Linked DNA regions of Homo sapiens: region 1 is linked to region 2. Evidence: chromatin contacts called from ENCODE Hi-C or POLR2A ChIA-PET data. All regions are on one chromosome and are shown on one strand. Each heading gives the region's core, a stretch centred on a gene start or an enhancer-like site at or near the end of the contact. The rest is flanking DNA. Distances are from core to core; before and after follow the strand shown. Region 1 has its middle 700 kb from the start of SNORD151. Region 2 has its middle 650 kb from the start of IGFBP3.

Region 1 (4,491 bases), core at 557-3,056, 200 kb after region 2:
CTTAGTGCTCTGTTAGGATAACAGATTTTGAAAGAATTTTAGAGGTGTTTCCTGAAAATGGAGGGCAGAGATTTGGCTTATCAAGATGAATAAAAAGAGCTGGGGAGATGTCATGGAGGCTCCTTCAGCAGCGAGTGGCTGATGACAGCAAATTAATGTACTAGAAAGGTTGGAAAACCAACCAACACAAGTATATGCATCTGGGGACTAATCAACACATAGGACTAGCAACTCAGCATTTATTTTTCTTTTCCATCTGTTTTATGTATATCGTGAATGTATACATCCATGTAGAAGAAAAAAGACAAATATATTTTGGCTTTAAATTACATTAAGTTTGAAGATCATTTTGAAATCATTTTGATCAGTATACGCAGCCTAAATACTTTGACTTCATGGCATTCCTGCATCCTGTTTTCTCCGCATATGCCTAGTGTTCATAGTGGGAATCAGCTCTTCCCCAAAATAAAGCAAGAAAAAAATTTTTATTTATCTCAAAGTTGTAACGGGTATGCAGATTCAAAGTTATTTTCCAACCCCTCTAAAGAATAACTGTTGATGTATTTTTTGATATTATTCAAGACAAAACAATATATTTTCATTGCTGATGTTGATCAGTAGCTAGTTTTTTAGACTAGTAAATATACAAATAAATGAGAAAATACTTGTTTTTATGATTAAAATATTTTTATAGAAAACATCTAAAAATTAACGATGAAATTAATTTATGGTGTCTTTTACAAGTTTTGGAGCACAAATAAGGAAATATTTAACAACTGAATTTTAAATTTACCAAAGCACTTTGCAAAGGATTTGGTTATTTAGGGAATTTTTTTTCTAACTTTGTAACAACAAAATAAATGTGGATGAAATTCAGAAACCTTAGGCAACATCCATTGTTTCACAATAACTATGGGCACCAGAGTCCCCACAGGTCACACCATGTGTAAATAATAACACCAGCTATACTGGGAAGTTGAAATGCTTCCATGTGTAACAGTGCTGGGGGCGCTTCTCTGAAAACGGAACACTCGACATGGAAACTTTTTATTCCCTAAATTGTTCCAGATAGTTGGTGACAGATTTAAAGTATAATTGTTTAACATGGACAAGTAAAAACATTTTTCAGAAAGACAAAATGTTGTGGCAGTATTTTTTTCTTCTTCTGATAGAATCTTTATTTTAATCAGATACCTACTCCCCCAGTCAACCTGTTTGCCTCCGGGAAAGCATAAACTCTTTCTTAGACCCCTGGGCACAATGAATTTAACTACAGTCACAACCTGTCCCCCATCAGTGGGTCTTAGCAATGGGCTTGTAGAACAATTAAGGCCAAATGAAAGCATGAAGATATTTCCCTGTGGCCTCTAGAAAAATTATCTTTTGGTTCTCATCCTCTCTCCCTCTTCCCTTCTTTCTCCTCTCTTTTCTACCCCCACTTCTTTTTTCTCTTCCTCCTCCTCCTCTTCCTCCTCTTCTTGTTCTTCTTGTTCTTTTTCTTCTCCTCTTTCTCCTCCTCCTCCTCCTCCTTCTCCTTCTCCTCCTCTCTCTCTCTCCATGTTTTAATGCAAAGATGTGAAATACTGAGAATGGAGGACAGAGATATGAATGGGCAATGGCCAGACCAGACATAAAAATAAAACTCTGACCCACAATCTGTGGCAAACTGCCCAGAAAGCCAACTCATACACTACAGTACCAGCCCAGGAAACCAGCCTGAGATCTATGAGTCAGACTCATAGGAAGCCAGACCACTCTAACAACTGGTTCAGGAGGCTAAACAATAACCCCTGTAATAATTAGTCCCAAAGGGCTAAGACATGATTGATAACTGGCAGCTTCCCTGATATTGTCCCTGCTTTCAACTAAGGACCAACCAGAGAAAGCCAAATATGCTTCCCTAACCAATCACGTAGGCAGCCTCTCTTCTAGTGAGCCGCCTCAGCTTTCCAAGGCAGGCTGTCTGAACTGCAACAGGGCTCACCTGTTTCCCACTGTGAAGCTTCCCCTCTCCTCTGCCTGCCTGTGATTCTTGGCCAAATGCGGTGATGGTGGCTGGCCCCCTTGCTAGAGCAGCTCTGGGTGAATGGCCTTTGCCTGTTCTCATTGGGAGATCTTCATTTAGATGATACTAAACAGATCATCTCTCTGCTAGTACAGGCTTAAATGGATGTGCATAAGAGAGCATCCCAGAGAATCAGAAGTGGGCCCTGACTGAGCACATCCTGAGGCCTCCCTGTCTCAGATCCCCAAGTGGCAAACTCATAAATGTCTTTCATTATTAGTGCCAATTTCCCTTTGTGTTTCTATCACTGATTTTAAGTCAACATAGAACTTAAAATTGGGAGCGCTAACATAATAGACTAAAATGTCAAGCTAACTGAGGGAAGGGCAGCAAGGACCCCCATCTGCTAGGTTGGGAAATGGATTAAAGCACTGTGTTATGGGCCAAACAGTACTGCTGCATTTGGGAATATGGCAGGAAACCAGACATTTAGGAGAGGACTGTATTCAGGCAATTGTGAAAGGGAGAATATTTATTAATAAAAAAAAAGGAGGGTCCTGCCTGGCGTTTTAAGGCAGCCAAACAAGAGAGCTAAATGTAGCCTTATGAGAGCCATAAGGAAGGACAGAGATGGCTCTTATTTGGCAATATGTGGGGGCAGGCTAGGGGGATTTCCAGGAGCACAAGGGCTCAGCTGAAGTTCAGCGTTGTCATCAGCGTATGTTGATTTGTAGTCTTCCTCAAACCCCGAGTCAAGTAACAGCAAGGCTTGAAGATGACCTGTCTGAAAGTAAAATGGCAAGAAAGGCCAAAACTCTCTTTGCCAGTGGAATACATTTCAAAAATAAGACAGAAACTTAAGCCATTTCTTGGAGTTAAAAAGATACCATTTGATCCCAAGTAAAAATCTGTGTTAGGAGACTAGGTAGGTAGGTGCAAAGTTTAGCAGGAGATAGATGAGACATGAAACAAATTTGAACCCTGCTGTATGAGTTCGTTCTCACGCTGCTAATAAAGACATACCTGAGACTGGGTGATTTATGAAGAAAAAGAGGTTTAATGGACTTGCAGTTCTGCATGGCTGGGGAGACATCACAATCATAGTGGAAGCCAAAGGAATACCAAAGGCACATCTTACATGGCAGCAGGCAAGAGAGCATGTGCAGGAGAACTCCTTTTTATAAAACCATCAGCTCTCATGAGACTTATTCACTATCACAAGGACAGCACGGGAAAAACTCACCACCATGATTCAATTACCTCCCACCAGGTCCTTCCCACAACACATGGGGATTACTACAATTCGAAATTTTGTTGGGGACACACAGCCAAAACATATCACCTGCTGAGCACCCCCTTAGGCACTGTTGACCTGCCAGAGGGCAAGGCAGTTTCTGAGAAGGTACAACTCAAATGTATCCTGATTCCACGATCTTTTTTTTCATCTAAATGTCCCAAAGCTGTGGCTGGAAGAAAGTTGAGTCTGTTAAGCTTGATCCTAGGGGGACAGTGGCAGCAGCATGTTGCTAAGAGACAGAAATTTCCAGACTCAAAGGAAAGGGGCAGACAAGACCATTACTTGACTAGAAGAAGATAGTAACCATTTAAAGGATTCAAACTGCCAAAGAAATCCAAGTCTTGGCTTGTGTACTTCTAAGGTGAGCACCCTCACAGCATCTCCTCAGCTCAATTTGCAGCAATAAGATTTACATTATTAAAGTAGAATCGGGAAGGACGTCCGGTACCTTAGCTGCAATTCAGTGGGTGAGGTGAGCCTTCCCAGGGCAGATTCGAGCTGCATGGTCCTCAGGGCAGTGGAGATTCTTAGAATGAACAGTACCAGGAGGCTGGATTTGCTGAACAAGGTGTCCACTCTGTACCTAGGCAGGGGAACTGGCAACAACTGGTCGTCAGAGTGTGTTTTTCATATTGCTTCATGTAAGAGTGACTTTTTGCTACTGCGATCTCCCCTTTCAATACCACTACATGTTGGGTTTTGCAGGGTGAGTTTTGTGGTGATAGGAGGAACATGACAGAGCAGAAGCTGCATGAGCCAGATATTCTGGACTTGGTTTTGAATGCAGTATTGGATGAGGCTTTGGGTTTCTCTGTTTGGCAGAGAACTCAGTATGTTTTTTGTGGAGATGGGCATTTTACATGTGAAATGAAGAGAAGGAGCATGAATCTGTGAACGATGGGTCTCCCAATATGAGTTGTGGGCTGTTGTATGAATTAGGGTTGTCCTTACACTGAGCATGCCGTGAAGTCTAGGCCTTCATGCTAGGGAGTTCTGCCTCCTCGAACAGTCCCAGCCATGCAACTCTATGCAGACTGCCTCTATGAGGCCTGTGCATGGCAAGCTGGAGCCACTCTGCGTGGATGTCCCCCTGAGGTGGGGGTTATGCAGGAAAGAACATATTGATAAGATCTGGCAATAAGGGACAGCTTCTGAACACTCTGGGAAATATTTTCTGACTCTGAACAGA
Region 2 (4,885 bases), core at 2,016-4,515:
CAACTTGAAGAGAGCAGAAATAAATGTGTGTTTCTTCTCTTAGCCTCTAATAGCTTTTGCCATAGTGAATTATACAGAGCAGGGCTCAAATATGACAACTTGAAAATGTCTTGGGTATGGAAGAGAACAGATCATGCAAGGAGCTGTTGTGGCTTTTTCAGAGGGTGTGGCTATGAAAGTTTCAGAATCTGAATGTGATTAGTTGGGTGGAGTGAGGTGGCGTAGTTCCCTCAAGTACCTGTCAGCCAAGCCTCATATTTCTCAGGTATCTAATGAGGCAGGAATGTTGAGCGTGATCATGGGACAATTATACACCTCTTTCCACTTACAAAGCCTCTGCTTATCAGTATTTAATGATTTATTTCAGCCTTGCTAGGCCTAATCAAGACAAGACACATTTTGCACAGTGCATCTAGGCAAATGACAAAAGAGAGGGCAGCCACTGCCTCTGTAACCTGGTGTATTTCATGTGAGTATCACATTTCCTTTCTCATCATGTGTTTTTTTCCCCAAGTGAATTATGAGATCACTGGGTATATTTCATTTTATCAGATGTAGATGCATTTTCTTTATCCTCTTGAAACATATTTTAATCTAGTCCATTAATAGAATTTAAATAAAGCCCTTTGAAAATGACTAAGTATTGTGCAACAGGAGAAAAACTAAGTACATTCTGAGCTAGGTCTCTATTCACAATTTGCACGTAAAGTCTAGCAGGTAATGAGCTTAAGTTCAGTTACGTGTTTGACTAGGAGGCCTGAGGACATCAAGGAGAGTAAACATGTAATATAAAACACATGTAGATAAACGTAAATATGTGAGCAAATTCCTCAGCATGTAAAAGTTTAAAAGTATGTATATAAAGCCCAAATACGTAAACATACTCTTTAAGAATATTTTAGAGATTCAATTGCTGGGCATAATTTACAGCCCAGGTATTTCAGCCATTTGGCTTGTAGATGAAGGAAACAATCACAAGCAGAATCAGTGAATTACCTACCATCCTACAGGAAGTTAGCATAAGTCATGAGCTTCAGAACTTAAGCCTGAGTGAGTGTTCAGGCTCCCTGTCCTGTTCAATGTGAACTGTATCTGTGATTCTCAATTCTCTACTTATTATATCCATAAAGCAGTTTTTCAAAGAATAGGAGTCCTGACATTATAAAAGCACTCCCCTCCTTTCTTAAGAAGATGGCCTATCTGGGCAGGCATTCTGCTCTATATTTATCATTTGTAACATGTTTAGAGACAGCAATCCTTGACTTTGGGGAGATCGTAGAATCCTCTGACTATCTCATGAGACATTGGCATCCTCTCCTTAGAAAAATAAGCTTCGGTGCACACACTCAGCTTTTCCTATAATTCCTAGGGAGGGGAGCAAAGATTTCAAGTTAAGAAAACTTAGGATGTCATCACTTTGTCAGTGATCTTCCAAATTATTACCATCTGAATTGAGCCTAAGAAACTGCCATTTAATAAAAAATGTAATGTCTGGAACACGGGAGCTGAACAAATGAACAATGAAGATTACTTAAATGCTGGATTGTGCCTTTAAAAGCTGCCCAAATGTTGCAAATTAAGAAACAGATGGTTCAGGTGTTTATAAGTCTCCCTTCAATTCTGCCTTGTAATTTGGTCCAGCCTTGCGGGGTGCTTCTTAGTTTCCTCTTACCTCTTTCTGGTGTTAATGGATAATATATTACTGTAATTTCCAAATGGGAGCCCCACCTGGCCTGATAAGAGTGACGCCCTTGTTTAAGACACATATCTTCAGAGAATACAGTCTTCGGTGCCTACGTGTGAACATTTATGTATATATATCAATAACTATATTTAACATTTGTTTCTGATCTCATGGAAATGAAAGTATCTTCTGTGCTTCCGCTAAATACAACTGTCCATCCCCTATAACTACTATGACTTCTTCTACCATTCCTGGTACCACTAAAGATAATGCCTTCTACTTCTTTTCACTTGTGACATCCTATCCCCTTCATGGCCTGGATTACCTTATACCTTTTTCATGAAGATTTTGTGGCTTCTTCCAACAGATTTAACTGTATTTCTGCTCTAGAACTGACCTTGTTTTTTTTCACATGTTATAAGTTGTCCCCTCCATTGAGCTGTAAGCACATTGGGCTTAGGGACCAAATATCATCCATCTCTACATCCCCACAACCCCGGGGAACTCCATAAGCCAGAGAAACTTGGAAGCCGTAGATTATGTAAAAATTCCTGTTACAGAATGTTTACTGCATTGAAGAGGCTGATTGGTTTATTATGTGTGAAAGAGTCACCCCACAGATCTTTGCTGATGGCCCTTTTACGTCGGCAAATAAATAAATGAAGGACTGACTGAATGAAAAGGAGCTGTGGAAACAAGAGGTAAACTCGATAATGAGATTCCTTAAAAAGAATCTCCCATACTATTTTGGGATAAGAGAAACCATCAGCCTAGCATAAGCCACTTTTCCTCTAAGAAACTTTAGAAAATTAAGACAAAATATGGGGGGGAAATATGATATGGCGCTCATAATGGATGGCTGGCTTCCCTCAGATGACCTCCTAATAGGCAGTCTTCCATGAAGCCAAGAAAACTGTGTTGCTCTGTTATTATAGGACAATGACAGCTACTGGCCTTGTTTCAATGATTATAGCGCTTCTTCATCTTTGCTGGCCCGGAGCTGTGAGCAGTGTGAAATAGCTCCGGTGGGGTATGCATCTTTCTCCAGTCTAGGAGATAGCTCCCCTGGGTCTAGGTGGGAAGGTGTGTAGGGATCAAGGTCAGGCTTCAGTCTGTGGTGCAGCAGCTCCCTTGAAACAGCCTCGCCTATCACAGGCTGAGCCAGCCAGTCAACAATGGCTTTGTTTATTGCATTCCTACTCTGTAGCTAGGTCTAGGGACGCATTCTGGGGTATTCTCCTCAATTCAACATGTTCTCTCCTCACTCATCTCCATACCACGACAAATGATGGCCAGCTAGGGTCACTTTTTCTAGGGACAGTCTTGAGTCATTATTTCTCAGATGATATTAACTCACTAATAAAAATAAATGCTTTTTGGAAGTGGGAAACATTGAATTGCACTTTAAGAAACAAGGTGCTGGGGTTAGAATAAGGAAGAGTACATTTATACCAGACCCTGAAGGATAGATAGAGCTTTTGAACACCCTCTGGGGTGGGGGAGTATGTGGGTGTGTTTGTATGGGGAGGTAGGTGGGGCTCATGTACCTGGAGAGCTTACATTACAGGGTGAGGTGCAGGCATGAAGGTACAAGAGTTACAGGCGGGTCCCAAGGCAGTCCAAGAGTACAGAGCTTAAACAGTCCTGAAAACTGGGAAGACCTCAAGTCTGACCTTAGTTCCAGGAGTTCATGACAATGTCTCTATAAAATGGGCATCCGGCCCCTCCCTTCACAGGGTTGGTGTACGGATGTGAGGTCATGTTCCTAACTTGGCAGGCAGTGGGCAGTCCTGAGAGGCAGCTACCACTATTTTAATAGACACATCCCATCCGAGTTTATCAGTTATTTTGATTGTCACCACAGACATGCAGGCCTCCTTAACCCCACATGCCGTTCTACAAAGTGCGTTTGTTTGTTTCTGCTCAGGAACATAACGTGAAGGAGCTGAAGAAAAAGGCTGACCCTGAGCTCAAGGAAGCTCAGCTGTCATCCCGAGTTTCCAATATTTTATAGAGCATGTGGATTTATTCATTGCCATTGCATGTGCTGTCCTGGCCTCTCCACTTGCCTTGAGCAGCAAGTTGTGACGAGGGCTCTAAACATGATCATACAAGACTGTCTCTATCTTCCGTCTCTGCCGCATGTCCTTGCCCCCAGCAATGGACACAGGGAGCCAACAAAGGCAACTGAACACATCACACTCTTGTGGATGGAACCTGAGAGGGAAAGGCAATGTAGGCCCCCAGTGTGCTCAGGCCATCCTGCCTGGGGTACAGCTTCTGAAGCTACCTGCATGGAAGAGGACAGGCAGGGACTGTGACTCAGAGGCAGAGCATTTTGTGGGAGTGGTGCTGGGGGACACAGTGCGATCCAGGGCTGCCACAGACACAGTGCAGCAGGCAGGAAGCTAACGTTCTGGATGGCTGCACAAGAAATGCAGAGGCTGCTCAGGGATTCAAACTTCAGCCTTGAGGTTTGTTCTGGAGTGAGGGGAGTAATCCAATCAGTGGGCAAGGCAGGCAGTGTCTGTTCAGACTTTCTTCAGAGACCAGCCAGGCTGCCCATCTGCCGGCTGCCCTATCAGTGCAACAAAACCTTTTAAGGGGGTGATGTCAAGGTGAGGAGGAGAAGCAGAATGGAGGTGCAAGGCAGACCCAGGTTTGAGTCACAGGGGCAGTGCAGGTGGCAGGGACAGAGACACCAGCCAAGCCTGGGGGTGGGTGCTCATGTTTCTAGCATTGTGCTCACTGCCGGGGCCTGCTCAATCCATGGTGACCTGATGCAGACATCATGAGGATGTGGACCTGGGGGACCCCAACTTGCCCTGGAGACATCTTGGGGAACAGATATGTCATCTTCCTATGCCTCAACCTTTGGCTCTTCTACCTATTGAATTTTTACTGGAAGCAAAGGATTTACCTGTGAAACTCTAAAAACACGAGAGTAGCCCCTGATACAGGGGAGAGCCCAGCCTCCAAGCTGGATCGAGGAGGGGGTTGAACTCCAGAACCTTTCGTTTGCCACCTCCATCTTTAGGCAGTCATCAAGCTCAATTGCTTTCCTATTTATTTTCATACAGATGAAGATTATATGAACTGTTTCATTTATTATGTAAGTCTGAATGAGATAACTGGTATGAAGCACTTAGACTCTAACAGAAACTCAGTCATTTTGAGTGTGCTTCACCTCTTTTTCTTCTT

Evidence for each region. Hi-C counts contacts between places; a loop is a spot of excess contacts on that map. ChIA-PET counts read pairs that join two places held with the same protein, here RNA polymerase II (POLR2A). Pooled maps may share reads with other maps.
Region 1: a map of Calu3 shows a loop between it and region 2 (4-fold over the local background). The contact joins two enhancer-like sites. A Hi-C loop is called at or near these places in 4 of 168 maps with a recorded cell type or tissue (Calu3, IMR-90, PC-9 and 1 more) and 2 of 50 pooled maps. POLR2A ChIA-PET finds 5 or more read pairs at or near these places in 2 of 52 experiments (MCF 10A and PC-9).

Annotation. Positions count from the first base shown.
Region 1 is chr7:46,762,590-46,767,080 of GRCh38, forward strand. No RefSeq gene overlaps it. Among named protein-coding and RNA genes, the nearest start is that of SNORD151, 700 kb to the right of the region's middle. Within about 2 kb of position 1,807, at least 8 of the 41 ENCODE cell types and tissues checked have a DNase peak (open chromatin) inside an H3K27ac peak, as active enhancers do.
Region 2 is chr7:46,565,231-46,570,115 of GRCh38, forward strand. No RefSeq gene overlaps it. Among named protein-coding and RNA genes, the nearest start is that of IGFBP3, 650 kb to the left of the region's middle. Within about 2 kb of position 3,266, at least 3 of the 41 ENCODE cell types and tissues checked have a DNase peak (open chromatin) inside an H3K27ac peak, as active enhancers do.